2 separate regions of the Homo sapiens genome follow, and region 2 is linked to region 1. A link is an interaction called in ENCODE POLR2A ChIA-PET data of the cell type or tissue named here. Cell type or tissue: K562. All regions are shown on one strand. Each heading gives the region's core, and the rest is flanking DNA. Links, peaks and the distances in the headings are about the cores only.

Evidence for each region. Peaks named below come from ENCODE experiments on the same cell type or tissue, not always from the same donor. Only the 100,000 strongest peaks of a DNase experiment are listed, where the experiment ranks them.
Region 2: POLR2A ChIA-PET joins it to region 1 with 5 read pairs; 10 of 35 experiments call an interaction of 5 or more read pairs at or near these places.

Annotation. Positions count from the first base shown.
Region 1 is chr1:26,118,262-26,133,595 of GRCh38, forward strand. It overlaps PDIK1L (PDLIM1 interacting kinase 1 like), which reads left to right. Exons shown (of 3, transcript NM_152835.5): 3 at 3,576-7,294. The coding sequence ends at 4,316. Among named protein-coding and RNA genes, the nearest start is that of PDIK1L, 14 kb to the left of the region's middle. RefSeq lists silencers at 5,177-5,471, 10,397-10,691. In K562, for the core only: no CTCF peak of the experiment used is centred there; DNase peaks (open chromatin) are centred at 5,080, 5,340, 8,270, 9,208 and 2 weaker places; H3K4me3 peaks cover 1,469 bases.
Region 2 is chr1:26,052,433-26,067,766 of GRCh38, forward strand. TRIM63 (tripartite motif containing 63) reads right to left here and starts at 15,198. Exons shown (of 9, transcript NM_032588.4): 1 at 14,904-15,198; 2 at 13,836-14,008; 3 at 8,734-8,902; 4 at 7,834-7,929; 5 at 5,958-6,191; 6 at 5,196-5,218; 7 at 4,771-4,895; 8 at 1,461-1,532. The coding sequence starts at 15,062. RefSeq lists a silencer at 1,526-1,820. In K562, for the core only: no CTCF peak of the experiment used is centred there; DNase peaks (open chromatin) are centred at 7,669 and 8,529.

The sequences.
Region 1 (15,334 bases), core at 4,882-12,881:
AGTGAGCCATGATCGCACCACTGCACTCTAGCCTTTATCACAGAGTGGGACCCTGTCTCAAAAATAAACAAATAAACAAACATATTATTTAGTGCTGAGTCCAGATCCAGCAATTGTTATAGTAGCTAGGCATTAGCTCATAAAGTTTTAAGATGTAAAGGCCTACCAGACTTGATTCAGTGATTTTTATATCTAAAGCACCTTTTTGTTTAGTAAATCTCTTTCATCTTTTAAAGCCTGATAGACTTGTGTTTCACTTATGGTATGTTTTGCTAGCTGAATGACCTTGGATAAATAACCCAACTCTTCCTAGCCTCTATTTCTTCATATTTAAGATAAGGGGTAATAATATCTACTTTGTATAGGAGTTGTCAAAATTAGAGATGTTGCAGAAACAATACTTGGTACATATAAGTACTCAGTAATTGGTACCTCTATTAAAATTGCCCTTTCTGTGGATTCGTTTAGTTGTCCAGACATTCATCAACACATTTAGCAAGTGCCCTCTCTAAATTTACATCTAGTAAAGACAACCAATATTTACATTTAGTAAAGACAAACAAATCTGTAGTATGACCTCAGAGTCCCTATGCATGGTATATTCTCCATACGGATTTTAATTTTTCTCCATGTTTTTCCTGATGTCTTCTTCCTTGTTCTCAGTTGGAATCATTGAATCAGTTCCTGATAGCCAAAAGCCTCATCTAGAAGAAAATGTAAAACAATTAACAGAGGTTACAATCTCATGCATGGGAACCTAGTGGCCAGTCTGTGTACTTGTGATAAATATCATGAATGAGAAGTACAGGATGCATACAACAGGGAAACCTACATAATCCCGTGGTTCAAAAGTTACGAATCGTTGGCTGGACGCAGTGGCTTACGCCTGCAATCCCAGCACTTTGGGAGGCTGAGGCAGGTGAATCACTTGAGTGCAGAAGTTCAAGATTAGCCTGGACAACATGGTGAAACCCTATCAATACAAAAAGTTTAAAAATTAGACGGGCGTGGTGGTGCATGCCTGTAGTCTCAGCTACTTGGGAGGCTGAGGCAGGAGGATCATTTGAGCCAGGGAGATTGAGGCTGCGGTGAGCCATGATGGTGCCACTGCACTCCAACCTGGGTAGTAGAGCAAGACCTTGTCTCTCTCTCTCTCTCTCTCTCACACACACACACAAAATATATATATAATTGTCTAAAACTTGTAGTGTGAAGAGGAGTTAGCTAGATAAGTGAGAAAAATTTCCTAGGCAGAAAAAAACTGTACATACAAAGGTCGTGAAGCAAAACACATGAAGTGTTTAAAAATTGAAAGAAGAGGCTGGGCGCAGTGGCTCACACCTGTAATCCCAGCACTTTGGGAGGCCGAGAGGCGGATCACAAGGTCAATACATCAAGACCATCCTGGCCACAATGGTGAAACCCTGTCTCTACAAAAAATTCAAAAATTAGCTGGGCATAGTGGCGCATGCCTGTAGTCCCAGCTACTTGGGAGGCTGAGGCAGGAGAGTCTCTTGAACCTGGGAAGCAGAGGTTGCAGTGAGCCGAGATCGCGCCACTGCACTCCAGCCTGGCAACAGAGTGAGACTCTGTCTCAATAAAAAAAAAATTGAAAAAAGATAGTGAGATTGTGAGAGTTGTTTTAGATGAGGCTAGAGGGGACAGCAGGAGTCAGAGCACACAAGGTCTCATAACCCATGTTAAAGAGTTTAGACTATATCCTAAGAGAACAGGGAAGCCATTGAAGGGCCTCAGTCAAGAGAAATCAATGGCTAACATCCTCTACATGTTAAAATAAGCAGATTGGGTGCTGCATTTCCATAGCTCTCAGCCAGCGGCCCCGTGGCCTGTTTTCGTATGGTTTCGATGCTAAAAATAGTTCTTAGATTTTTTTTTAAGACTTCTGGGGGTAAAAAAGAAAGGAAGAAGTATATGGTACAGAGACCTTATGTGGCTGTCAAGCCCGAAATATTTACTATCTGGCCTTACTCTAAAACATTCTTTGAACGCTGGGACTCTGCATTGCTCAAAGCTATTTAGGAAGTTTGCTTTTGAGAGTAAAGACAGAAGAAGAAAAGCATGTTTAGTATCAGTGCACCTGGTAAATAATTATGTGATCTGTACCTTTCTTTCATTTTTCTGTCTCACTGGCAAACATGTGCAACAAGGAAAACTCATGCAAAAGAGATATCTGCAGATCATCGCAATTACTATTGTCTGCCATGTGGAGAGATGGCGTGAAGAGATGTTCTTTGCTTGTGCTTTCCCAGATGGTAGAGAAAGTACCAGTAGATTTAAATGTGAAATTAGCAATTCATTCACTCTTCAGCAACTCTTCGGCCTTTTCTGTTCAACTCATGGGTCTGAAAAGGGCACCATACAACAAATGCTTTTAAAAGACAATATACGGGGCCGGGTGCCATGGCTCATGCCTATAGTCCCAGCACTTTGGGAGGCCGAGGTGGGCGGATCACGAGGTAAAGAGATTGAGACCATCCTGGCCAACATGGTGAAACCCCGTCTCTACTAAAAATACAAAAGTTAGCTGGGCGTGGTGGCACGCGCCTGTAGTCTCGGCTACTTGGGAGGCCGAGGCAGGAGAATCTCTTGAACCTGGGAGGCGGAGGTTGCAGTGAGCCGAGATTGCGCCATTGCACTCCAGCCTGGTGACAGAGCAAGACTCCGTCTCAAAAAAAAAAAAAAAAAAAGACTATGTACTGTATTTTAGAGTGATAGTTCATGTCCAGTGAAGTAATTCTATTGAATTTCAAGTAAAGGAGCGTTATAACTAGATAATAATAACAAATAAAACTGTGATTTAGTCTAGGTTTTCAGCTTGTATGAAAGAAGAAATATACAAATTCAGAGTTGATTTTTTAATATCAAAATGCATATTTGAAAACAAAATAAATATTTAAAAATTTAAAAAATGCCTATTTGATTTTTATAAATTGGTTTTTAAAAGTCATCCAGTGAAAGAGCCAACGTATTTGCATTCTGCCTATAGAAGTTTATGAAGTAACGACGTCAGTCTTTATTTTATTAGTGACTACAGGAACAGCTATTTCTGCAACAGCTGGTTGTTCCTTGATCATTTTTCTCTCGATTTCACAGGTTATGTTGATAGTGTCTGTGCAATCAGTAAGAAGTATATTTCAGGCGATTTCATTGAATAGCGTTTCCTAATTGAGGTTTATACCCCAGCTGGCAATTTCCTAGGTCTATCTGCTGAAACTTTGGTCTTTTCATGAAGCTATGAGCTAGCTGGGTAGAGTTCAGCTCCACTGACACATGGAGAAAATGTGTGGCCACTTGGACGCTTTTCAAAATAAAGCTATTTTAAAATTTTTACCCCTTGGTTTAGAGCTTTGGTGTATATTTATCAGGGACAAAATGACAAGTTGAAGCATTTTTTAAAGTTTAAAATGCATATTTGAAAGCACTGATTAAATAAAATATTTATAGAGTTTCCACTTAAAGGTGGAGACTGACTTAACCTTTCAATTATTATTTTCCTATAACTGAATTGTATAACCTATGCAAATGATTGTAATCTTTTTTCTTCCTTCTTGTAGCTTGTAGAAACTTCATTAAAAGGAGAAATTGCCTTTGATCCCAGAAGCGCCTATTATTTGTGGTTTGTGATGGATTTTTGTGACGGAGGAGATATGAATGAGTATCTGTTGTCCAGGAAACCCAATCGTAAAACTAACACCAGCTTCATGCTTCAGCTGAGCAGTGCCCTGGCTTTCTTGCATAAAAACCAGATCATCCACCGAGATCTTAAGCCTGATAACATCCTGATTTCTCAAACCAGGTTGGATACCAGTGACTTGGAACCTACCCTCAAAGTGGCTGATTTTGGTCTAAGTAAAGTTTGTTCAGCCTCTGGGCAGAACCCAGAAGAACCTGTCAGTGTAAACAAGTGTTTCCTTTCCACAGCATGTGGAACAGATTTTTACATGGCTCCTGAAGTTTGGGAAGGACATTACACAGCAAAAGCTGACATCTTTGCTCTGGGGATTATCATCTGGGCAATGCTGGAAAGGATCACATTCATAGACACAGAGACAAAGAAGGAACTCTTGGGGAGTTATGTAAAACAAGGAACTGAGATTGTGCCTGTTGGGGAGGCACTTCTGGAAAATCCCAAAATGGAACTTCTCATTCCTGTGAAGAAAAAATCTATGAATGGGCGAATGAAACAACTGATTAAGGAAATGCTGGCTGCAAACCCTCAGGATCGTCCAGATGCTTTTGAACTAGAACTCAGATTAGTACAAATTGCATTTAAAGATAGCAGCTGGGAAACGTGACACATATTATTTGCAAATACCATGGATGATATGCTGCTTCTGTTTAACAGTGATGCAACATTATGTGGCTGAAAAAGAATATAAAAAGCTAGACTCTACCCTCTAAGGGTTTAGATTTTTTGTGGGATTTTTTTTTTCCTCATTTTTCTTAAATCCAAGTTGGCCGTTTTATTAGTATGTTTCAAATGTGTATTACCAATGTGGGTGTAAATTTTTAAAAAATGATTATTGATAGAAGTTTGGCAGGAAAATTCTTTAAGAGCTAACAAGAGAAGAGAGTCCAGTTTTCTGGAAATATGTCTTTAAGTATTTTAGACATTCCTCGTCAGTATTAGGAATTTCCATGGGAAAAGAGGTTTGCATGCTGGTAATGCAACCTTTGAAACTTTGTAAAGGAAACATATATGTATATATTTATGTATATGTAAGTATGTGAATGTGCGCATTTTGCATTCCATATGAAAAAAATGCCACGTCTGTTTAAATTATTTGATGTAGGTTTGGGTTTTTGAGATTTGCTGGTGAAGTCAGTGACGAAAAATAAACCTTCCCTTATCTTCCTACTCTGCCCCTCCCCCTAATGAAATCATATTAAGTTGTTTTTTTTTTTTTTTGTAATATACAGCTTTTTTTTTAAGGCATCATTTTCGAGGGTCTAAAATTATCTGGTAAAACAAATGAAATTAAGTGATCCAAAGCTGCTGAAGTATGTTTGAACTCTCCAGTGCCCTATAGCTGCAAGAGTTGAATTAGTCATGCAGTCATATGGCAGCAGGTTGGTGATTCAGTCCGACCTTCTTTAGGTAACCGAGCATTTATTTAACCAACTATACCACTGCATTGGGACGTCTGCACTTGAGCTTCTACAATCTGATATAAATCTGAATACAGGATTATTCTGTTTGAAAACTTTGCTATGTGTGAACTGTAATACTTGATACATTTTTGGTTTGAAGACTTTGTCTAAGCCTCATTATACTGAAGTTGAAGAAACCAAATGAGCTCCACCCTCACTTTGCCTGCCCTGATATGATCACTTGTTGAGTCACTGGAGTTCCTTTCATTTTGGCACTGATGCTGTTTTCTCTTGTCTGATTTGAAACAGTACTGGTAATAATATGGTTGTTGAAAATGTGATCACCTTTATCTAAAGTGGGAGAAGATACATACACAGTATGGCAAATGGATAAAATATTGTGGCATCAACTACTTTTAAAGTAGAAAAGCTATCCATTTTATACAATCACTGATACAGTCTATGTCAAAAAACCAACAGACCATTATTCCTCTTGAAGTTAGTTTGATTTTATCTTTGTATGGTTGTCTACAATTTGTTTTCCTGTAAATGCAGATAGTTAAAATCTAAAGGATAGAATGCTTTCCTAAAACAGAACATTAGCCTTTAAGGTTAAATAGACTTTACATTGTATCTAAGTTAATCTTTATAAAGCACTAGAATTTTTGGTCAAAAGTCAAAATAGTATTAGAATATTGAAATTATTGATAGCTTTCATAATCTCAGCTTTTTTGAACTTCCACAATTTTTGGAATATGTCATAATTTTTTTCCCTGTTTCAAATGTGTTCAGAGGAAATAGAATGTAAAACATCACAAAAAAAATTGCAGTACATAAAATTTCTGGACTATGTTAGTTACTTGATCTGGAAGTTTAAAATTTGGACTAAAAGGTTTTATTGAAATAAAGCCTCTTAAAATGAAAAATCATATACTTTTAACATCACTTTTAAGCTAATAAATATAAGAATTCTTTTGGAAATTAGAGGTGGAAACACACTGGAACCTCATGATAATTGACCCTCTGGATCACCAGATTAGTTTAATTTAACAGATATGTCCAAGGAAGTTGAGCTATAGGGAGTAAGAAAAAGCATCATGATAACGTCTAGTCAATAACATGGCACTTCAGCAGAGATTCATAGATGATGGTATGCCCATGCATCATTTGCTCTTCAAATATCTATGTGCTTGGAGCCACAGTTTCCTAAGCGCATAGTTTTTGGTCCTGCCTCATGTAAAATAGTTAATGATTATCATTTACTTGGAAAGATTTTACCTGTGAAGTGAAATTCTTTCATTGGGGGTAAGGGTATGAGGTGATCAGGAAGTTTCTTCTGGAATTTTATCAAGTCCTTGTATTCTAAAATAGCCAAGCAAAATGATAGTAAATTCTTTGTCTTTGTTCTTTCAGTCAGAGGTATTTATTAAGTACCTACTGTGTGCTCAGCACTAAAGGTTTGTTGATAAAATGACAATTAAAAAATGGCATTTAGCCAAAGGCCTTTTCAGCCAGGAGTAAGAAAAGATGGTTAGTGATATTTGGAAATACCTGGATATTTGCTAGAGGAAAAATGAAAGCAAAACTTCGTACACAGTGCCTTGCCCATAATAGGTACTCAATAAGCAATTGTTCCTCATAGAGTCTTTTGCCATGATTTATGGTGTTTTTTGAAATTTGTCTTAATTGAAAAAAGACCAAATATTTCAAATGAGCTTATAGGCAGCTGTGGCCAGTGAAAATATGGGGTTGTACAGTTAGTTCCTAGAATGTTATTTTGCACTAGTTGTCACTTAGAAAGATGGGGTTCCTGTAGATTTTTTGGTGCTAAGGGATACTTTGTCATTATGATGAAGTAAGTGTTAAGTGTCAGATAAATAGCACACAGAATAGTTCTTTCTGCTGGTCTGTTTTTTCTCTTCGTTGTTGTTGTTTTTAATTGTAAATTGTTATCAATCAAACTATTGTAGCAGCTACAAAGTAATTCACCAGCATGACAAAATGGTCAAAAAATAAGTCATCAGCACTTAAGAAATGAAAGCAACTTTTGAAATTTTCTGTTAAAATTGTCAAATATATTTTATGAAGAATTTATAAAAGGGGAAAATGATTGTAATTTATTGTTCATGACTTTTTTTTTTAAATAAAGTGAGTTTCAACAAAAAAAAAACTGAAAATTCTACATTGCTGCTTTAGTGGCTCTGTGAGTAGTTCTGTAGTACTTTACTTCATGAGCATAAAATAGAAGGTATAAAATCTGAAACAATGTATTTTTCAGACTTACCTTTTAAATGATTCTGAAATAGAAGTGATTGCCAAGGAAAAGATGATTGAATTATAGGAGTTTCAGCATTTCAAGTTCTCTGAAATTTTAGTGCTGTCTTGCTGTATTTGCTTTGCACACAAGAAGAACTCGTATTGCCAGAGATGAAATTTTTTATTCATTTATCCTTCTGTTTCATTAAGCTGAGGATGCAGCTCAGACTCAGCATAATATATATTAAATAAATGAGAGGATGCAGTTTTTCAATCTATAACTTGAGACGATGGTTTAATTTTCTATTAAAAATTTGGGCCCACTTTTTTATGTTTATCATTTCTGCCTGAAGATACAGTCTATTTAGTGGTCCAATGGAACAGCAGAGGAGAATATGGAAGACAGAAAACAACTCTACATGTGACCTAGTGAAAGTAGGCATCAAGAATTGTGGCTTCAAAAATCAAACCAAAAAAATAGGGGAAAAAAAAAGAATTGTAGCTTCCTACTCTTCTGCTTTCCCTTGGTATAACCTTTATAGACAGGCAAATTTTGCTTTCTAGAGATTGTTTTTAATTGAAGCTTTAAATATTTGTATTTACTAGCATTTTGTAATCCTTTGCAGTTTACAAAGCACCTTCACATGGTTTTTACGTATCTTTTTCACTGAGTTTTACTTAAAATAGGGGCTGATTTCCTGATGAAATTAACAGTAATTACACCAGTTACTGAGATGATGACAAAAGGTTTTACCTTAAGACAGGGTTTTGGTGCCTAATCTCTGACTCCAGTTGGAGTTTTCTCTGACAACGAAGCTTTATCTTTCTCACTGATGTAATGACACTTGGTTGTTTTGGTCTTTTCTTTAAATTCAAATGTTGCTCTCTTTGCCAACCAATCATAGACATCCTGTAAAGTGCAGTGTAATGACAGACGGTTGGTTTGTGGTTAGATAATAACTCCCACTTGAGAAAACCTACAAGGCTGCCACACCTCTTGAAGGCCAAGTGCGTCTTTTAAAGGCAGTACTTTCACCTTTGCAATCATTTTTCATTGCACAGAAGGAAATTGAGAAAAAAAAAAAGCTTGGGCTTTGACTTTACTCTTTTATTTCCTGTTCAGCCCAGTATTTCAAGCTCAGCTTGTTCTGAGCAGAAGTTGGGCAACTTGATATTACCAAAGGCATCCTGGTCTAGCAGAAAAAGCCCAGGCTTTGGAGTAGCAGATGTTGTGTGGTAGCTCATGCCTGTAATCCCAGCACTCTGGGAGGCCGAGGTAGGTGGATCACCTGAGGTCAGGAGTTCGCGACCAGCCTGGGCAACATGGTGAAACCCCATCACTATTTTTAAAAATACAAAAATTAGCTGGGTGTGGTGGCGGGTGCCTGTAATCCCAGCTACTTGGGCGGCTGAGGCAGGAGAATCGCTTGAACCCAGGAGGCAGAGGCTTCAGTGAGCCGAGACCGCACCATTGCACTTCAGCCTGGGCAATGAGCGAAACTCCATCTTAAAAAAAGAAAAAATTCATCAAGCTGCACTTAAAATGTTTACATTTTTCTCTAGGTATGTTATACTTCAAGAAAAATTTTATTTTTAAAAAATGTGCATTGGGGCTACTGGTGACAGCTATTATCAGGCAGAAGGAAAGGACACAGACTTTGAAAATAGACTCTTTACCTTTCTGTTACTAGCTGTGTGACTTTCATGAGTTCCCTAGCCCCTCAAATTCAGTTTCCCACATGTTTAAGCAGAGACAGTACCTGACTCAGAGCGCTGTGAAGATAAAAGGAGCCAATGCATGTAGAAATGCGTGGCATGCTCAGGAAATGTCAGTGCTTCCCGTTCACCCGGGAGGACTCCTAGGAAATGACTCTGAGCTGCCTTTACTGCTAATTTGTACTGCTGATAGGGAGCACGTTGATTGGTTTGTTTAATTTAGCTTACATTTTTACCACAATTATTAGAGAAATACATTCGGTTATGGTGATGTCCTGCGTGTCTCTTTGCCCTGCAGCCCTATTTAAGAACAAGGATAGTTCAATAAAAATCCCCTCAGCCCAGTTTTCTTTCCTCCTTCTACTTGCTGATCACATGATTGATAGTAATTCAGGATGTTTACTGTCTCTTTCACATAGACTACCATGCGTGGAAATTAGGAAAGTAGTAATAAGTACCAAATACTAGAATGACATGCCATTTCTCCTGGCTTTAGGTAGAAGGCAGGGAGCGTTTACTGACGTGATTTGAGAAGCAACAGTAGAAGCACAGCTGTGAGGGCGGCGTGGAGCAGGGCAGCAATGGCTAGAACTTGGAAGTTGGAATTACAGTAGACTCAGTGTTTCTCAACTCTGGCTACTTGTTACAATTTTAACCTGAGGAGGGCAAAAGCAAGCAAAAATCCTGATGACTTCTGCTTCTGGCCATTATGGAGTAACAGGGTTCTATTCCTGCCATAAACAACTCAAATGTCAGACACTGGGAAACTAGCAGTGCACGACAGCAATCCCTGGGAGAAAAGGATCAAATGGGGTGAGCCCTGTGGTTGCCCCAACTTGGAGGGAATCTTTAGGCTGCTGTACAGGGAATAAGTACCTAAACAAGGTTCAACAGTCTCCCTGAGTTGAGGAGACAGAATTTAGGGTTCAGGGAGCACAAGCCAGCTAGGATTCATGGGGCAGAGTATCAGAGAGAGAGAGAGAGACAGATGGTAACAAAGAATTCCAGACCTTGTTGTTTATTTTTTTTCTTTTCTTTTTTGTCCTGTTTTTTATTTGTCGGTGAGAGTTCCAGACCTTTGCAGAAAGTTTTTTTCAAGACATCAGCTGAGGCAGGGCCAGGTAACTCACATCTGTAATCCCAGTACTTTAAGAGGCCAAGCCAGAATGATCACTTGAGCCCAAGAGTTGGAGACCAGCCTAGGCAACATGGTGAAACCCTGTCTCTACAAAAAATAAAATAAAATTATCCAGGTGTGATGGTGTTTGCCTATAGTCCCAGCTACTTGGAGGCTGAGTTGGGAGAATCACCTGAACCCAGGAAAGTCAAGGCTGCAGTGAGCTGGAATCACCACGCTGCACTCCACCCTGGGCGGCAGAGCAAGACCTGCCTTAAAGAAAACATACACACTCACACACACACTCTCTCTCTCTCTCTCTCTCACACACACACACACACTCACACACTCACATTCACACACACAGTATCAGCTAAGTACTAATCAGTCATGCTTATGAAGAAACTATCAGACCTGAATGCAGGAAAGATCCCCTGAAAGGATTAGGCAGAACAATCCTGGAGCTCACACAGGACCAAGAATAATTGATATTTCCACCAGCCAGAACAGAAAGACCTTCTTCCAATATACAGAGCATCACAGAAGAGTATTGTCTCAGTAGTGAGGCCAAGGCTAACAGCTATTCTGGACCTGTCTATCCAAGCTTAAAAGTAAGTCTTGAAAGGTACACAGACAAAATTATAGCAAATTTGATTTAAAGATCTATATTGGCTTTTCTTTGTGATTCTAGAAAAAGGCAACACCTTATTCTATAAAATACAGTGAGTATTCCGATAAGCCAAGCAGAAAAGTATGGTTTTATAGACAGAAAAGGCCTGAGAAAAGCAGAAACAGAGAACAGAAAATTGTCTGGTTGTTTCAAAGTTACTTTCCTTATAGAGTTAAAACAGACACAGGCGTAGTGGGTTGCTGCGCCCTCCCAGGCGGTCCCAACAACTAGTGGACCAGAGCCCCCAGGGGACACAGCCTAAGTCCCTGCCCATCAGATCATCTGGAACTTCTGCCCAGAGAGGATCTGGAACTTCTGCCCAGAGAGGAGAGAGCGACTGGAAATTCTCTCAGTCAAGGTCCAAACCTAAAAGAATCACTGGCACGCCCAGCAGGACTAAGACCAATTTTTAATGAAATGTTTTCTGTGTTTGGGGTGCATAACTATATTTCTTTATAACAAAATTACTTAAATGTTTTGATTTTTTATTCCTCATATGCATGGCCTGTGACAGACCAGGGGACTTGTAAGCTCACAGTCCATGAGGTCAGAAGCTGACATCCTAAATGTCTATTTATAATGAATTTAAACAGACCAAAAACTCTGCTATGAAACTCGGAAAGACAAGCAATTTAGCAAAAATGAACCAGTCTCTAAATAAATAAAAAGATTAAAATTTAAAAATTAAAAACAACAACAACAACAAAAACAGAGGGAACTTCATTTTCATGCCAGCTCAGGTAAACTGGGCCCCTTTTGATTGGTTGCTGCGAATCTCCTGGGGGTATTTTTTTGGTAGCGGGGTGGGGGGTGGACTGGCCTGTTTCAGAGTTCAGTTTAATTATGTGGCACCCAGCATGAGTGACTCCATTCTGATTTGGCTCGGTCTGCTAGTGCTAGTGTACGAGGCTAGTCCAAAATAATGGTCTCCTATACATTTTATTTAACAAAATACATTTTTTTCTAAGTAACATAATGTGCTAGAACAAAGCTCAAAAATACTTGAGTCCAAAAATTCCACTTCTCAACAATATAAAATTCAAAATGTCTGCCAGCCAATTAAAAATATTAGAAATGGGCCAGGTACAGTGGCTCATGCCTGTGATCCTAGCACTTCGGAAGGCCAAGGCAAGAGGATTGCTTAAGTCCAGAAGTTCAAGACCAGCCTGGGCAACATAATGAGACCTCATCTTTACCGGGAAAAAAAAAAAAAGGAATTAGCTGGGGGTTCTGGTGTGGTGGCACATGCCTGTAGTCCCAGCTATTCAGGAGGCTGAGGCGGGAGGAGCACTTGAGCCCAGGAGTTGGAGGCTGCAGTGAGCCGAGATCGCACCACTGCACTCCAGCCTGGAGACAAAGCAAAACCCCAACTCAAAAAAAAAAAAAAAAAATTAGGACTTCTAATTTCTGGTTTGGCACAAAAGGAGCCTAAAAGTCACCACTCCATCCTAACAACAATTAAAAAGCTGAACACATGGAAAAATCAACCACTCTTCTTAGATATGTCAGAGCAGTGAGGTCACAGGGCAAACTGCTGCCCCTGTAATTGGAGAGATGCATTGGTAGATACAGAATATCACAATTTACTAGTGTGGAAAAGGTGCAGGGGTAGGAAAACCTAAACTGTAATTGATGAATTGCTTAGTATGGTCAACTCTGAGAGTTAAAAAGCCCAGGGGGACCCAATCACAGGAGGCTCCCCACACTATTACCTCCAGGAGCTCTGCCAGATCCTCACAGGTGCTCATTCTTCTGCTAACGGGAGGGGGAAAGGAACCATTTTGAAACCTGCCTGAACATTCTGTTCTTAACAAGGACAACCCTCAGGAGCAACTATTTTACCACAGCCTCATCTGTTGTGGTTTTATCAGCTGACCCTAACCTATCTGAGGGTATTCCAGCCCCCTCTAGCCATCCTGACCACCTAAGGGAACTTCACCAAGAGAAGCACTGGTGAAGTTCACAGTCCAAGGGCACAGGCTCACCTATGAAAAGCCCATGACCAAATCATAGGATTATAGAACACCCACCATCCCCAAATGTTACTACATTACTAAAGGCCTATTTATGGCAGTTCCTTTAGCCAGTACATTCCATCCACCTTTCACAAAAAAGTACAAGGGATACTAAAAAGCAAAAAATACAATTTGAAAAGTCTGAACAATCATCAGAATCTGAGTCAGTTATGGCAAGAATCCTGGAACTATCAGGCCAGGGATTTTTTTTTAAATTGTGATTAATATGCTAAGGACTTCAATGGAAAAAGTAGACAATATGCACACACAGATGGATAATGTAAGCAGAGAAATGGAAATTCTAAGGGTCAAAAAGATGCTAGAAATCAAAAACTCTGTAATAGAGATGAAGAATGCTTTTGATGGGCTCATTAGCAGACCGGACATGGCTGAGGAAAGAATTTCTGAGCTTGAACATATGACAAAACAAACTTCCAAAACTGAAAAGCAAAGAGAAAACGTCTAAAAAAATTTTTTTAAAGAACGGAATATCAAATAATTGTCGGCCAACTATAAAAGGTATAACCTACATGTAATGGGACTATGACAGGGAGAAAAAGGAGAGAAAGGAACAGAAGCAATAGTTGAGGTAATAATGACTGAGAATCTCCCCCAATTTTTTTGTTTTTTTGTTTTTTTGTTTTTGAGACAGGGTCTGGTTCTGTCACCCAGACTGGAGTGCAATGGTGCGATCTCGGTTCACTGCAACCTCTGCCTCCTGGGCTCAAGCCATCCTCCTGCCTCAGCCTCCCTAGTAGCTGGGACTACAGGCATCTGCTAATTTTTGTATTTTTTTGTAGAGATGGGGTTTCGCCATGTTGTCCAGGCTAGTCTTGAACTCCTGAGCTCAAGCAATTTGCCTGCCTTGGCCTCCCAAAGTGCTAGGATTACAGGTATGAGCCATCATGCCCAGTCAAATTTCCCCAAATTAATGTCAGACACCAAACCACAGATCCAGGAAACTCAGAGAACACCAAGCAGGATAAATGCCAAAAAACCCACAAAATGACACCTAGACATATTCAAACTATACCTAGACATATTCAAATTTCAGGAAATCAAAAATAAAAAATCTTAAGAGAAGTCAGACAGAAAAAAGCACCTTACCTATAGAGGAGTAAAGATAAGAATTACACTCAACTTCTCAGAAACCATGCAAGCAAGAAGCAAGTGTAGGAAAATGTGTAGTGTTGAGAGAAAAAAACCCACTAACCTAGAATCCTGTACCCTGTGAAGTTGTCCTTCAAAAGTGATGGAGAGGTCAGGCACAGTGGCTCACACCAATAATCCCAGCACTTTGGGAGGCCTAGGTTGAGAATCACTGGGCAGCCTGGGCAATGTAGTGCGACCCAATCTCTACAAAATAAAAAATTTAAAAAATTATAGCTGGGTGTGGTGGTGAGGTAGGAGAACTCGACTCCAGAGGCAGGGCTTGGACATCAGACCAAATTGAGGACTAGTTAACACAGGTCCCTGTATGGAAGCAGCTTTCCATAAGACACGCCCACCAGTGTGCCATGTCAGTTTACCGTTGTCATAGCAACACCTGGAAGTTACCACCCCTTTCCATGGCAATGACCTGACGACTCAGAAGTTACCATGCTTATCCTAGAAATTTCTGCATAAACCACCCCTTAATTTGCATATAATTAAAAGTGGGCTAAAAATATGAGTGAAGAACATATTCTGAGCTGCTATTCTGGGCACTGCCCTGCCCTACAAGGAGCAGTACTTCTGCTGCTGCTGTACACTGCTACTTCAATAAAACTTGCTGTTTACCGCCATTGGCTCCCATTGAATTCTTTCCTAGGTGAAGCCAACAACCCTCCTGGGCTAAACTCCAATTCTGGGGCATGCCTATCCTGCATCAGTGGTGCACACCTGTAGTCCCAGCTACTCAGGAGGTTGAGGTGGGAGCCCTGAGGCTTGAGCCCTGAAAGTCAAGGCCACAGTGAGCCATGATCACGCCACTGCACTCCAGCCTGGGTGACAGAGCAAGACCCTGTTTCAAAAAAAAGGTGATGGAGGGCCAGTTGCAGTGGTATGTGCCTGTAGTCCCAGTTACTCAGGAGGCTGAGGTGGGAGAATCATTTGAATCCAGAAATTTAAGGCTAGCCTGGGCAACAGAGCCAACTTTGTCTCTTAAAAAAAAGAAAGAAAGAAAGAAAGAAAGAAACGTTGGGCGCAGTGGCTCACACCTGTAATCCCAGCACTTTGGAAGGCCGAGGCGGGCGGATCACGAGATTAGGAGATCAAGACAATCCTGGCTAACACTGTGAAACCCCATCTCTACTAAAAGTACAAAAAATTAGCTGAGCAGAAGAATTGCTTGAACCCGGGAGGCAGAGGCTGCAGTGAGCCGAGATTGCACTACTGCACTCCAGCCTGGGTGACAGAGTGAGACTCTGTCTCAAAAATGAATAAATAAGAGTAGGCAGCCAGGTGTGG
Region 2 (15,334 bases), core at 3,921-11,920, 67 kb before region 1:
AACTGGCAAGGGCATGTCCCATTTTTCTTTTCTTTTCTTTGTTTTTTTTTGAGATGGAGTTTCACTCTTTTGCCCAGGCTGGAGTGAAGTGGCGTGATCTCGGCTCACTGCAAGCTCCGCCCCCCTGGGGTTCTAGCGATTCTCCTGCCTCAGCCTCCCAAGTAGCTGGGATTACAGGTGCCCGTCACCACGCCTGGCTAATTTTTGTATTTTTAGTAGAGACGGGGTTTCACCATGTTGGCCAGGATGGTGTCAAACTCCTGACCTCAGGTGATCCGCCTGCCTCGGCCTCCCAAAGTGCTAGGATTACAGGCGTGAGCCACCATGCCAGCGTGTCCCCTTTAAAGGGGAGAGCCACTGCCCAGAGCCAGCACTCTGGGACTACAAGGAAGTTCAAGTCCAGCATTGTTTGCTTTTTCTAAACTTTCACAAGGTGAAAATGCAGATTCTTAGTTCAAATCTCCTTTTTCTTAACCCTTAAAAAAAACCTAATTTTAAAAATGTTAGCAATTAATTTTTTCTTTTAAGAGACAGTGTAGTGTCCTCTGTTGCCAAGGCAAGAGTGCAGTGGCGCAATCATAGCTCACTGCAGCCTCTACCTCTTGGGCTCAAGCAATCCTCCAGCCTCAGCCTTCCGAGTAGCTAGGACTACAGATATGTACCACCATGCCTGGCTAATTTTTAAATTATTTTTGTAAAGACGAGGACTTGCTGTTGACCAGGCTGGTCCCAAACTCCAGGTCTCAAGCAATCCTCCCGCCTCAGCCTCCCAAAGTGCTGGGATTATAGGCACGTACCACCACACCCAGCCAGCAAGTATTTATTTATTTATTTTTTGAGATGGAGTCTCACTCTTGTCACCCAGGCTGGAGTGCAGTGGCACGATCTCGGCTCACTGCAACCTCCACCTCCCAGGTTCAAGCGATTCTCCTGCCTCAGCCTCCTAAGTAGCTGGTACTACAGGCGCCTGCCACCAAATTCAGCTAATTTTTTGTATGTTTAGTAGAGACAGGGTTTCACCATGTTGGCCAGGCTGGCCTTGGCCTCCCCAAGTGCTGGGATTACAGGCTCGAGCCACCGTGCCTGTCCAGCAAGTAGTTTTGTTTGTTTGTTTGTTTGTTTTAATTTAAACACAGTGCTGGCCAAACAAAACACCTCAATGGGCCCAGCCTAGCTCATGAGCCCCTGTCTTTTCCCTCTGCTGTGCCATATTGCTTTCCATTTAAGAAGATCATTTAGATGTGAAATGGGAGCATTTTATTATGAATAGTTTGGGGTTTTTTTCTTTTCTAAGGGTAAAGAGAACAGGACTTTACCCTCAGTAGGGTTAAAGCACGTGCTGGGGACAGTTCTGAGCGTCATTGCCAATGTCTAACACAGTGCTTCACATACAGTAGGCACCTCAGATTGTTGTGGAATGAATGAAGGAACGAAGGAATGGAGGTAGATGAATTTCTTACCTTCTTCCTTCCCTTCTGTGGACTCTTCCTCTTCCTGATCTTCTTCTTCAATGAATTCTTCCTCTTCCTCATCTGTGACAAAAAAACATTTGTGTTAGGATGGGGCCGGTTCCTTGAGGAGCTACTTGAAGAGGAACCAGGCAAGAGAGAGCACGGTCTAAACCCCTTCCTGTGCCCAGTCGGGTCAAACGGCCACACAGCGGCGGCAGTGGTCTGGGAGGGGATGGGCTTGCCAGACCCACGCTGCACAGAGGCCCTGCTCCTGCAATCCCCCGCACTCCGTCCCAGGGAGCTGGGCTCAAGTCACTTCCTTGCTCCAGCAACAGCAGCTTCTATCACCTGCTCGCCTGTGACCAGAGAGGGGACTCTGAGGAAGCGCACTCTGTGCTTCTGCACATCTCTCGGGTAGGCAGATAAACATTGCCTGAGGAGGAAAAACCTCCTCGATCCTCAGGGATCAGAGTCCTTGTCTTGAAGGAAGCTACTTAGCCTATGAGATCTGCTTGTTCAGCAGCCACTGTCCCATTTTCCTCATTCCTTAGCCTGTGGAGGGGAGGGGTGGACATGATGGGGAAGCACTTCTGGAGCCACCTCTGCTCCCTGAAGCTGAGCACCAGAGGGACAGTGACTGAGCTGCAACTCATGTCCCCACTTTTTTATCCTGAGATGTCACCGTCAAGCTTTAACAGGGAACATCTCCCTTCCCCGCTCCTCTCCCAAGCTACCTCCTTAACCTTTTGGGGCCCTGAAGGGGTCACCACAGAATCAGAACATTTGTCAAGAGTATCTTCAGGCCAGGCTTGGTCGCTCACACCTGTAATCCCAGCACTTTGGGAGGCTGAGGCGGTCAGATCACCTGAGGTCAGGAGTTCAAGACCTGCCTGGCCAACATGGTAAAACCCTGTCTCTACTAAAAATACAAAAAATTAGCTGGGTGTGGTGGCATGCACCTGTAATCCCAGCTACTTGGGAGGCTGAGGCAGGAGAATCTCTTGAACCCAGGAGGCAAACGTTGCAGTGAGCTGAGATCACACCATTGCACTCCAACCTGGGCGACAAGAGCAAAACTCCGTCTCAAAAAAAAAAAAAAAAAATAGTATCTCCAAAATGACAACCAAAATTCCAGCCAAGTAACTGATATCAGAGTATAACCCAGGGAGTTCTGTTGTTTAATCATTGTCACAATGACTACATTTAATAGCAGTTGCTGAGTACTTACTATGTGCCAAGTAGTGTGCTCAGTGTTGAATCTGCATCGTCTTATAAAATCCTCACAAGAGTTTTGCAAGCCAAATGGCCCTCAGTAGAATCTGCACAGGCTACTTGCCAGCTGTGTGGCCTTGAACAAGTGGCTTACCCTCTCTGAGCTTTAAGTTCCCTCAACTACAAAATAGAGATGGTAACAGAACCTATCCCATGAAGTTGTGTTAAATGATAAAACTTATGTTAAGGGCTTAGCGCCTAGGACATACAGAATATTCAGTAACTGGTGACTGTTGGTACTCTCCTCATTTTACTTGTGGAGAAACTGAGGCTCAGGGAGATTAGGAAGGCCAGTGCAGGACTTCACAATGTTATGTTCACACCGTATGACCCACTCTTGAATATCTATTTCTTTCTTTTTTTTTTTTTTTTGAGATGGAGTTTCACTCCTGTTGCCCAGGCTGGAGTGCAATGGCGTGATCACAGCTCACTGCAACCTCCTCCTCCCGGATTCAAGCAATTCTGCTGCTTCAGCCTCCCGAGTTAGCTGGGATTACAGGCATGCACCACCATGCCCAGCTAATTTTGTATTTTTAGTAGAGACGGGGTTTCTCCGTGTTGGTCAGGCTGGTCTGGAACTCCTGACCTCAGGTGATCCACCTGCCTTGGACCCCCAAAGTGCTGAGATTACAGACGTGAGTCACTGTGCCTGGCTGACCCACTCTTGAATATCTTAGCTTAGGGAAGCTGACAGTGGAGCAGCTCACTACAGCAGTGGATGTCCCCAAGGCCATTGGTGTCTCTGCTTTGGGATGTATTTTGTCCTTACCTATGAATGGGGTATATCTGGGGCTCTGAAAACAGACTTAGCACCAGCTACTGAAGGTTTGTAGGAGAGCGACACAGGAGGTGCCAAGAAGCTCTTCTCTTTCTCACGCCAGCCATTTACAGTTCTTCCTTGTTCCTTCATCATCCCCTTGTCCCCCAACCTCAGCTGGTCATTGGAGCACCACCTCTCAGACCAACGCAACAGTCAGCAATGTGGGATCTGCCCTCTCTTTCTCTGTTGCCTTTTAGCTGTGTTTCCCTTTTAGCTGTGTGACCTTTAGCAAATTAACATATTTGCTTCCATTCAGTTTCTTCATTTCCTTTGTTATTTTCACCCTTATTATTGTTACGGTTGCATTGTTACAATTATTATAGGCACTCTATGGAAGAGTAATTATAAACAGAAATGAGGACATGATGTTGATCAATTAAGGTGCCTGGGTATCATAGGTGATAGCATTAAGAAACTGAAGCTAAGACTACCTTTAGGCAATAACTAGTACATCTTTAGGGCTCTACAGGACCTTTCTGCATTGATATCTGATTTTTTGCAACAGCACCATGAGTTGGTCATTATTAGAGGGCTCACTTCTAACCTGACTTTTTAAATTAGAAAATAAAACTCAGGCAGAAGGGGGCTTGCCAAAGGTCACACAGATAAACAAATGACAGAACCAGGATTTAAACTCAGGACTGTCTGATTCCAGAGGGCATATTATTTCTACTGCCCCAAGAGGCCTCCCTGCCATGGATCCATATGTAATTTATGAAGCAGGAATTCTGCACCAGGCACTGTGCTAGGCTCTGGGCTCATCTAGAAATCGACTATATGAATTTTTTTTTTTTTTTTTTTGAGATGGAGTTTGGCTGGCTCTTTTGCCCAGGCTGGAGTGCAGTGGCACAATCTCGGCTCACTGCAACCTCTACCTCCTGGATTCAAGTGATTCTCCTGCCTCAGCTTCCCAAGTAGCTGGAATTACAGGCACATGCCATCACGCCTGGCTAATTTTTGTATTTTTAGTAGAGATGAGGTTTCACCACGTTGGTCAGGCTGGTCTCAAACTCCTGACCTCAAGTGATCCGCCCACCTTGGCCTCCCAAAGTGCTGGGATTACAGGCATGAGCCACCACAGCCGGCCAGAAGTTGGCTATATGAGTTTGATTGATATTTGGGGATCTTTATTAGTGTATCTGCCTCCCCATCGGGCTCAGTTGGAGGGATGCTGGTTTCCAGGGGTCAGGCAGGCAAATAGACAAGTGGCATCACCACCTCCTTTACCTGTCCCAAAGTCAATGGCTCTCAGGGCGTCTGCTATGTGCTCTAAATCCAAAGTAAAGAAGTCCATGTTCTCAAAGCCCTGCTCTGTCTTCCCCAGCTGGCAGCCCTTGGAAGCTTCCACAATGCTGCAGGGGAGACAGAAAGAGAGGCAGGATGAGGTCTCTGGGGCTCAGTGCAGGGAAGAGAGGGCACATGCTTTGCCACGCCCAGGCCTTCTACCCAGAGGCTCCCCTGGAGGGATGGAGTATTTCCTCTCCAACCTCAAGCACAAGGAGTGGTCCAAAAAGTCAGGGATGCAAAGGGTCAGGGAAGCCAGCCTAGAGTGAGACCCTCCCAGCAGGCCTAATGCCCAGGATGAGGCTTCCTGGACAGAGGTCCTGGTGGGAACTAGGTGCTTGGATCATAGCCTCTAGGAAGACACTGACCTTTTGATGAGTTGCTTGGCAGTCTGCAGGGGGAGAGAGAACAAAGGATTAGGACCGCAGAAGAGGTAACCGCAGGAAATCAGCAAAACTAGTGAACTAGGTGTTGTAGGTAGATATTTGGTGCCATTCCCTAGCCCAGTTGTGACCTGCTCCCCACCCCAAACTGAGCAGAATCTGGAACTTTTCCCTCTGTCTGTGGTCTGTACAGGTCTTGGTCATCACCCTAGGACCCACTGTCTTGACAGGAAGCTTGGATTCTAGGGGTATCAATCCCAAAACTCCTAAACCCTGAACTCCCCAATCCTAACCACCTTTTCATACCTAATGTCTAGCAAAAAGCCTGGCCCACAGTAGAAGCCTAGAACATTTTTATTGAACTGAACTATGAAGTCTTATAACTGAGCCTTTTCTGTCCTCCCCAACAAGCTCTTTGAGGGCAGGGCTGTGTCTGGTTTATCTCCTTGTCTTCCACCTCAGTGCCTGGCCTACAGTAGGGGCTCAATTAATAGTCTGTAGATGGGACACTGTATTTTGCAGCTTACAAAGTCATTTCATAAACATCCTCTTATCTTATCATCATAAAATCAGTAAGAGGAAGGTGGGGGGTGTTACATGCCCATTTGACAGATGAGGAAACTGAGGCTCACAGAGGTTTAAATGGCTTTTCCAAGGGCCCATGGGTGGTCAGTGGGGAAGCATAACTTGAACCTTAGAGCTGTAGAGTTGAACTGACCCCACCCAGACCCTTCTAGTCCTGCTCACCAAGAGGAAGGTGGCTCCCCCAGGCTCGTCCAGGGACTGGATGGCAGTTTCCACCAGCTTTGTGGACTTGTCCAGCTGCTCCTGGTACTGCTGGATGAGGGCCTCGATGAAGCTAAGCTTTTTCTCCTGCTCCTGCGTGATCCGCTGCAGCAACTCACTTTTCTTCTCATCCAGGATGGCATACAACGTGTCAAACTTCTGGCTCAGCTCTTCCTTTACCTGGTGACTGTTCTCCTGAGGACGGAAGTCTTGTGGTCACGTTCTGTAGGGTCTTTATTCCCTGCCCACTACACTGCCTTCCTAGGACAGTAGCAAGGAATCTAAAGCTAGAAGAGATCTCACTACATACATCCCCACACTACAGAAGAAGAAACAAAGACTTAACAAGAAGAAAACACTCATCTGGCCTCACAGCTATTTAGTACGCCAGTGATATTTGGAGGATGATGCCTTGAAAAACAGCTAGCCCCTTCTTCCAAAATAGAGGCTCTAGGGTCACATGACACAACATGTTCTTCCTTGTTCCTGCACCCTCCCCCTGTCCCCCAACCTCAGCTGGTCATTGGAGCATCACCTCTTAGACCAATGCAACAGTCACCCAATGTGGGATCTGCCCTGTCTTTCTCTGTTGCCCTTTTTTTTTTTTTTTTTTTGAGATGGAGTCTCGCTCTGTTGCCCCCGCTGGAGTGCAGTGGTGCGATCTTGGCTCACTGCAACCTCCACCTCCCAGGTTCAAGCGATTCTCCTGCCTCAGCCTCCCGAGTAGCTGGGATTATAGATACGCTACCACGCCTGGCTATTTTTTTGTATTTTTAGTAGAGATGGGGTTTCACCATGTTGGCCAGGATGGTCTCGATCTCCTGACCTCATGATCCACCCAGCTTGACCTCCCAAAGTGCTGGGATTATAGGCATGAGCCACTGTGCCCAGCTCTCTGTTGCCTTTTAGCTGTGTTTCCCTTTTAGCTGTGTGACCTTCAACAAATTAACGTTTCCTGGGCCTCCCATATGTCCCAGTTCACACTCTTCCCTCCCTTTCAGGACCAAGACTGGATTCGGGAAGCTCTGCATCATTTGGTCCTAGGAGAGGTGGAAAAACAGCTCCTTTCCTAGCACCCTCCTCAACCGAAGCTCCCTTCTCTCTATGTTCTTTTCTATAAAATGGGTGTGACAATAGCATCTCATCAGACCGGGAGCCTCTCGTGGGTGATCACAATGTTCCCCTCCTTCCTACCCTTCGCCCAACTCTTCATCCACTAGCAATTATGATGACCCCTTCCCCTCATCTCATCTCCAGATCCCTACCCCAAGTGAACATGGAAAATCGTGGAAGCTTTTTTCAGGGATAGAAAAGTTCCCTTCTGCCCTCAACAGTCTCACTACTCAACATGTGGTCTGTGGACCCAGCAGCTTGGGCAAATCCTGGGAACTGGCTAGAAATGCAGCTCTTATGCCTCATTCCAAACCAACTGAATCAAAACCTGAATTTCAACATGATCCCAGCGTAATTTTCACGCACTTCAAAGTTTGGGAAGTGTTGGTCTACAGCACACTGAAGAACTGTGCTCTGAAAACAATTTGTGCTGAATAAATACTGAGAATTATTGATGGGACACTCCCTGAGCTCAGGGACCACGTCTGTCTGGTTCACTCCTCCATCCCCCACATCTTGGGTGGGGCCGGACACACAGCTGTGCTTAAGAAGCATTTGTTGAGAGACTGGATGAATGGATTAGTCCCTCCCCTGCCATCCCTGCTTGACCGCCCCAGGCTCCGGGCCCCAACCTTTAGCCACAACCTATGGGTGAGCCTTCCCCAGAGACCAGGCTGCCCTGGAAAGCTCCAAATCCCCAGGCAGGACTATTCTGTCCGCTCACCTTGGTCACTCGACGGGAATCCTCCAGCTGAGTGATGATGGTCTGCACACGGTCATTCCCCGCCACCAGCATGGAGATACAGTTATTCAGTTCAGTCTAGATGGGGGTGTGGGGGTCAGGAGAGGAGAGACACAAATAGCCTCAGGGCCTACCCACTGGGGCATGGCAGCAACATGGCTTCCTCCCTCCCCTCTCTGCTAGAAAGAGCCTCCAGTAGGGATCTGGCCCCTCTTTCGGGTATAGCTCAGCTCCAGAGTAGAGGATATTAGAAAGATACTGCATCCCTTATTTTACAGGTGAGGCCAACAGCAGGCAAGTGAGCTGCCCAAAACACACAGCAAGGAACTGACAGAGGAGGGGCTTGTTTCTAAGAAAGAAGGGACAAAAAAAGAAATAGAGTTGGAGACGTCTAGAAGAGAGAGACCTAGAGAAGAGTGGGGAGTAGGGAAGAGAGAGTATGGAAAGGGGGTGGCTACGGCTTACTGCACGGACAGGGTGGTGGGCCCTCACAGGCCCAGGGACCCAGGGAGAAGGCTCTAAGCTGCCTCCTGCTGTGGGGGAATGTGAAGTCTTGGAGAAGAGGTGAGAGGCACAGGAAGAGGTGTCTGGGGGATGGAGAAGCCGTGGCCTGAGAGGACCCCAGTGGCCTGGCTGGGGCGTCTGACCGCTCCCCTGTGGCCACACCCAGGTGCTCTCGAGTGGCTCTAAGTATAACCATGAGCTCAGCTGCCTCCCCTAGGAAGGCCAGGGCTGCTGTCCCTGTGGCCTGGGAAGTCCCTCCAGAGAGACTATTCCTGAAAGGCCAGATCAGCAGATCTACAGGGATCAAATCTGCCTCCTGAATCATCAGGCCGTGCCCAGCAGGCCCAGGCTGGGGGTAAAAGTGGCTGGAGACAGTACCTTTTGTCCCTGGAAGACACTCTGCAATGGGGCCACCTCGCAGGCCTTGTGGATCCCAAACACCTTGCACATGGAGCAGGTGGGCACCTCACACGTGAGACAGTAGATGTTGATTTTCTCATCTTCGTGCTCCTTGCACATGGGGTGACTGCCCTTCTGCAGCGGCCGACTGCAGTGGAGAACAGTCACAAGTCATGGGGGTCCTGTGTCCCTGCATCCCCCTCCCCAGCTCCAATGCACCAGTCGCAGCTACTGGGGAGGCTGAGGCAGGAGGATTGCTCAGCCCAGGAATTCGAGGCTGCAGTGTGTCTGTGAATCTCCAGATTTATGCCCTGGGCCCTCAGTGTTTGGCTGCCCTAAAATCTTTCATCTTCTGGGGACCAAGGACTTGGGAAGCCAATGACACCAAATCTGTCCCCACATCCTAAGAGGGAGTTAGCCTGAGGCTCTGCCAGTGCCAAGGACACAGAAAGGGCCATAGAATTCCAGAGTCAGACCTGGAGATGTTTTAGAGAAGAGGAAACTGGGCTCCAGAAAAGTGAATTGACTCGTCCAAGGTCATACAGCAAGTAAGGGCAGAGGAGCCTAGAGTTCAGTTGCTCTAATTATAGTCACCTTAGCTTTGGTTACTGCAGGCTGGGCTCTGAGCTGAGAAATTTATACTGATGGCCTCATTTAATTCTATATTTAATCTACCAGACTGTAACCTCCATCAAGGTAGGGAAACTTGCCTGTTTTCTTCACCCCTGTGCCTACACTGTACAGTGCCTGGCATAGAGGAGGTGGTAATTAAACAAAGGTAGAAAGAATAAATCAATAAGGCTGGGCGCAGTGGCTCACGCCTGTAATCCCAGCACTTTGGGAGGCCGAGGTGGGAGAGTCACCTGAGGTCAGGAGTTCAAGACCAGCTTGACCAATATGATGAAACCCCGTCTCTACTAAAAACTCAAAAAAATTAACCAGGCATGGTGGCATGCACCTGTAATCCCAGCTACTCGGGAGGCTGAGGCAGGAGAATCACTTGAAACCAGGAGGCAGAGGTTGCGGTGAGCCGAGATCGCACCATTGCACTCCAGCCTGGGCAACAAGAGCAAAACTCCGTCTCAAAAAAAAAAAAAAAGAAAGAAAGAAAGAAAGAATAAATTAATAACTAGCATAGGAATCAATAATATTCACCATCTTGAATTTATTAACATTCTCCATAAGAAAACAATTTTTTTAAAAAAGAATATTCACCACAGAGTCAGTCATACCCTCTCTCTTTCTCTTAGCTTCACCACTTTCTAGCTGTATGGCCTTGGATAAACCTCTGACCCTCTCTGAGCCATGAGGTTGCCCCTGAGGCTCAGAGAAGGAGCAGTGTGTATGCCCCATGTCATGGTGACTGGTGAGTGGGTAGCCCAGGGCTGTCCAACAGCCCAGCACAAGCCTGACTTCTAGTCCAGAGATTCTTTCAAAGGCCCAAGTCTCTTCCTCTACTTTCTCCCCTAACACATATGCTTAGAACTACCTTTCTTCCTTGAGACCTCCAACCTGTTATTTGTGCTTCTCTTGGGACATCAGTCATTTCCTAACCTAGATTCATTGGGGCCTGGGGGGGATTTTTTTGTTGTTGTGTTGTTCTGTTTTGATTTTTTGCCCAGGCTGGAGTGCAGTGGTGTGATCTTAGCTCACTGCAAACTCCACCTCCTGAGTTTCTGATGCCTCAGCCTCCTGAGTAGCTGAGATTACAGACGTGCACCACCATGCCCAGCTAATTTTTGTATTTTTTAGTAGAGATGGGGTTTCACCATGTTGGGCAGGCTGGTCTCAAACTCCTGGCCTCATGTGATCCACCCACCTCAGCCTCCCAAAGTGCTGGGATTACAGGCGTGATCCACAGCACCCAGCCTTTGTTTGTTTGTTTGTTTGTTTGTTTGTTTTGAGACAGGGTCTCACCATATTGTCCAGGCTGGAGTGCAGCAGCGATTCACAGATACACTGCAGCCTCGAACTCCTGGGCTGAGCAATCCTCCTACCTCAGTCTCCCCAGTAGCTGCAACTGGTGCATACCACCATGCCTGGTGTAGATTCGATTTTTTGAGTCTTCTGTCTCCGGCTAGACTATACACTCATTGAAAGCCAACACTACCTTCGATTCCCAGCCCCAAACAGAACAGGCATCTTGCAAATGTCAAATGGTGACTGTTCCCATCAGTGTCAATGCCTCACCTCCAAACAGCCTTACATGACTGATCACACCCTGGGCTCTATTGTCCTCTGAAGTTCTTAAATATGCCCCTTTCCAGGCTTGTCTTTTTGCATAGTTTACCCCAGGGTCCCTATGCTGGCAGGGGTCTGCCATTGCCACCTGCCTCCATCCCCTGATAAAGGGATGGCAGGGAGTGCAGAGGTGAGGCAAGAGCCTGAGGGTCTGGTTCATGCGCCCGCAGCCCTCCCAGATGCCCACCCTCCCAAGCTCAGACTTTGGCATCGGGGTTCATATCCAGATTGTTCTCTTACATTCATTTTTGTGATTTTGGACTAGTGATTTCACCTCTCTTGCCTGTGGGATTCCTCCCAGAACTACTGCAATCTGTCTGTAGAAATTGTCTATAATGAATGTAGAGTGCCCGGCACAGAGCAGACCCTCAATAGAGGGCAGCTGTCATTGTCATTCAACTATGCGGAAAGGCCTCAAAGGTTCACATATAACATGCTCTTCATAGGTCGGCACTGGGTAGGCTAACATTGGTGTGGAATTGATTTTATTATTCCTTATGATCAACAATATGTTTGCATTTTGTAGTGTTGTGCTCTAGCAACATGAGAGGCAATCTAGCTCAGCAATTAAGAATATTCACCGGCCGGCCAGGCGCGGTGGCCCACGCCTGTAATGCCAGAACTTTGGGAGGCCAAGGCGGGCGCATTACCTGAGGTCAGAAGTTCAAGACCAGCCCGGCCAACGTGGTGAAACCCTGTCTCTACAAAAAATACAAAAATTAGCTGGGTGTGGTGGTGCACGTCTGTAATCCCAGCACTTTGGGAGGCTGAGGCGGGCAGATCACCTGAGGTCAGGAGTTTGAGACCAGCCTGGCCAACATGGTGAAACCCTGTCTCTACTAAAAATATAATAATTAGCTGGGCACGTTGGCACGCATCTGTAGTCCCTGCTACTCGGGAAGCTGAGGCTGGGGAATCACTTGAACCGAGGAGGTGGAGGTTGCAGTGAGCCAAGATCGTACCACTGCCCTCTAGCCTGGGCAACAGACCAAGACTCTGCCTCAAAAAAAAAAATTAAAAAAATAAAAAATATTCTCACACCCTCTCTCTCTTAGCTCTACCACTTGCTAGCTGTGTGGGCTTGGACAAATCTCTGATCCTCTCTGAGCTTCCATTTCCTCATGGTAAAATGGAGACAGGAATGCCTTCCCGGGTTACTATGAGAAGCAGATAGGAAAAATGCCTGAAAGTACTTAGAACAGCGCCTGCACACAATAGGTACCCAATAAATGGTTGATACATTAACCATTTTCCATTAATATCTTATTTGACAGCCACAATAACAGATCTTACTGTTTCTGTTTGCAGACAGAGGAAATGAAGCTCTAAAGGCTTACCCAGCATGGTACAGTACATTAGTCACAGAGGCTGACTAGCAAGCACAGTTCCCCGGGTCAGGGTTTTTTCACCTGAGATCTGGTCTGTCACCTTCCCCTGGGCTGGGCACTGCCTGCAGGCAGATGCCTTGGTGAAGGCTTTGGACCTTAAAGGCTGTGAGGTCAGCACTCCTGGAGTCTTACCAGGATGTCCTGATTTGTAAAGATCTTTCCTGGAGCTGTGTCTCTCCCAAATTTTTGTGTTGTGTTGTGTTGTGTGTGTGTGTGTGTGTGTGTTTAGATGGAGTCTCACTCTGTCACCCAGGCTGGAGTGCAGTGGCACGATCTCTGCTCACTACAACCTCCGCCTCCCTTGTTCAAGCAATTCTCCTGCCTCAGCCTCCTAAGTAGCTGGGATGACAGGCACGCGCCACCACGCCTGGCTAATTTTTGTATTTTTAGTAGAGACGGGGTTTCACCATGTTGGCCAGTCTGGTCTCCAACTCCTGACCTCGAATGATCCACACACCTTGGCCTCCCAAAGTGCTGGGATTACAGGTGTGGGCCACCGCACCCGGCCTCTCAGTGTTTTTGTCTGTTTGAGGCATGGTCTCACTGTCACCCAGGCTGGAGTGCAGTAGCACAATCATGGCTCTGCAGCCTTGACCTCCCTGGCTCAACAATTCTCCTGAAGAGCTGGGACTACAGGCATGCCCCACCACGCCCAGCTAGTTTTTAAACTTTGTAGAAACAGGGTCTCACTATGTTGCCCTGACTTGTCTTGAACTCCTGGCCTCAAACAATCATCCCACCTTGGCCTCCCAGAGTGTTGGGATTATGGGCATGAGCCACCATGCCTGGCCCTCTCTCCCCAGTTTGAGGCCAACCCTTCACAACCTCCACCACTCACACATTCTGCCTATGAATGAGCTGCTATTTTATTAGCAGGAAGACTCAGAGCTAGATTGACTGGGTCAACTCCCAGCTCTTTCACTTCCCAGCTGGGAAACCTTAGCTAATTGATTTCACTTCTTGAGCCTCAGTTTCCTCATCTGTGAAATGAGGATAATAAAGTCATGCCTGATTCACAGAGTTATTGGGAGGTACTTAGATGAAGCATTCCCAGTGCCTGACGCTGTTCCTCATGGCACACGGGAGAGTAGCTGTTGCTATCCTTATAGACAACCTGGCTGTTTCTCACCGGGCATTTTCTCTGCTGACCAGAGCCACTTAGCTGGCCCCAGGGCCTTTCTCTCCCTCTCACATCTCATCTTTCCCCCAGTCTCTGTCTTGGTATTGCCTGGAAGGGCAGCCTAATGTCTGGGCCCCTTCCCATCCGCTGAGCAATCCTGAGAGCTGGGTTGGGGTGTATGGGTCTCCAGTCCTGTCTCTGAATGGCTTGTGTAGCTAGTCCAGCTAGAGGCCTGGATCCTGAGCAGATGAAGGAGGGGGAAGGAGCGTGGGGGATCTAGGCACAGCATGGCTGGGAAGGAGGGCGGGCCCCCAGCAGGCACGAGAACCGACCTGGAGCACTCCTGTTTGTAGATGTCGATGATGTTCTCCACCAGCAGGTTCCTCTGCAGGCCGTACACTCCGTGACGATCCATGATCACCTCGTGGCGGCAGGTGGGGCAGCGGAAACGGCCTCCAGACATGGACACTGAGCTGCCCCGGCTGGTCCAGTAGGGATTTGCAGCCTGCAGGTGGCAAAGGTCAAGGTGAGGCCTGGGCTCCCTACTTAGCCCTTCTCTTTTCTAATCTCCTCTTATCCTTTCCTCTGCCTATCCGAACCACCCCCGTCAAACCTAACAACCTGGAGCTCTGCAGACTGTGATGAGAACCAGTCCTCACACACAGAGCACCTGAGAAGCAGCTAAGCAATCGTCAGGATGGGGAGGCAGGAGACCTGGGTTCAAGTCATGTTTATTCTCTGAGTGATTTTGGGCAAGCAACCTTATCTGTGTAGGCCTCAGTTTGCCCACTTATGAAATAGGTATTACAATGAGAGCAAGCTCCTAAGGCTGCTACTTTAAAGATAATATCGTGAAAGAACATTTTGTAAAGTGTCCATGGGGAACCTCGCATCCTGCCTCCCAGCCAGGACATCTACCCCCTTCCTTTCTCGGGGAGTTGGAGCCCCTTCTGCCCCCATATCATAGGGAACAGCCTCAAAAGGGAAGATGCCTCTACTGCCCACTGCCTCCCTGACACCCTCCTCCCAAAGCTCTGGGCCTCTTGCCACCAGGACCTGGCTCCAGCCCCAGGGGTCTGGTTTCTCTCTCCTGTCCCTGCCTACCCCGCTTATCACTTGAGGCATTTGACTCTTGATTGGAGAGTCAACAGCAGTGCTCAGGGCAGGGGTGGGGGAGCTGTGGGCAGGGCAGGGAGGGGAAACTTGTGTTATGGAGAAGAACCGCAGCAGCCAGAGCCGCCTCCCAGCCCCCTCTCAGCCCTGTCCAGAGGCCTCTGCAGGGGTTCACTTCCAAGGGGAAAGAGGCTGTCCAGGTTGGAAGTCTAAGGGAGAAGGGTTTCATCACAGGGAAGCCAAGTAGCCACCTGGGGACCCCAAATGAAGCTGCACCCGGCACTTACCTGGAAGATGTCATTGGCACACTTCCGGCACAGGTTGTGCTGGCACGGCAAGATGACCACTGGCTTGGTAAACATCTCCAGGCAGATAGGGCAGATCAGCTGCTTCTCCAAGTTCTCCATGGGATTCCCATCCTGGATCAGGCTCGACTTATAATCCATTCTGTGGGAAGGAATGAGAGCCACGCCTAGCTGCCTCCTCTACTAACTTTGCTCTAAGTAGACCTGGGGGTCTTGCCTTTGTCACAAAACACCGGGTCGGATCCTGTTGGCTTCCTTCTCCTGGTGCCCGAATTCTGTCTTGGTCTGAGGCCCCTCTGATATTTATAGCTAGATCTTGGTCACATGAGCCCCAGGAGGGGACCAGCTGAGCATTCCGATGCCAAGCGGCTGGTGGGGCTTGAGTTTCCTCCAGGCCTGAAAGACTGGCCCTC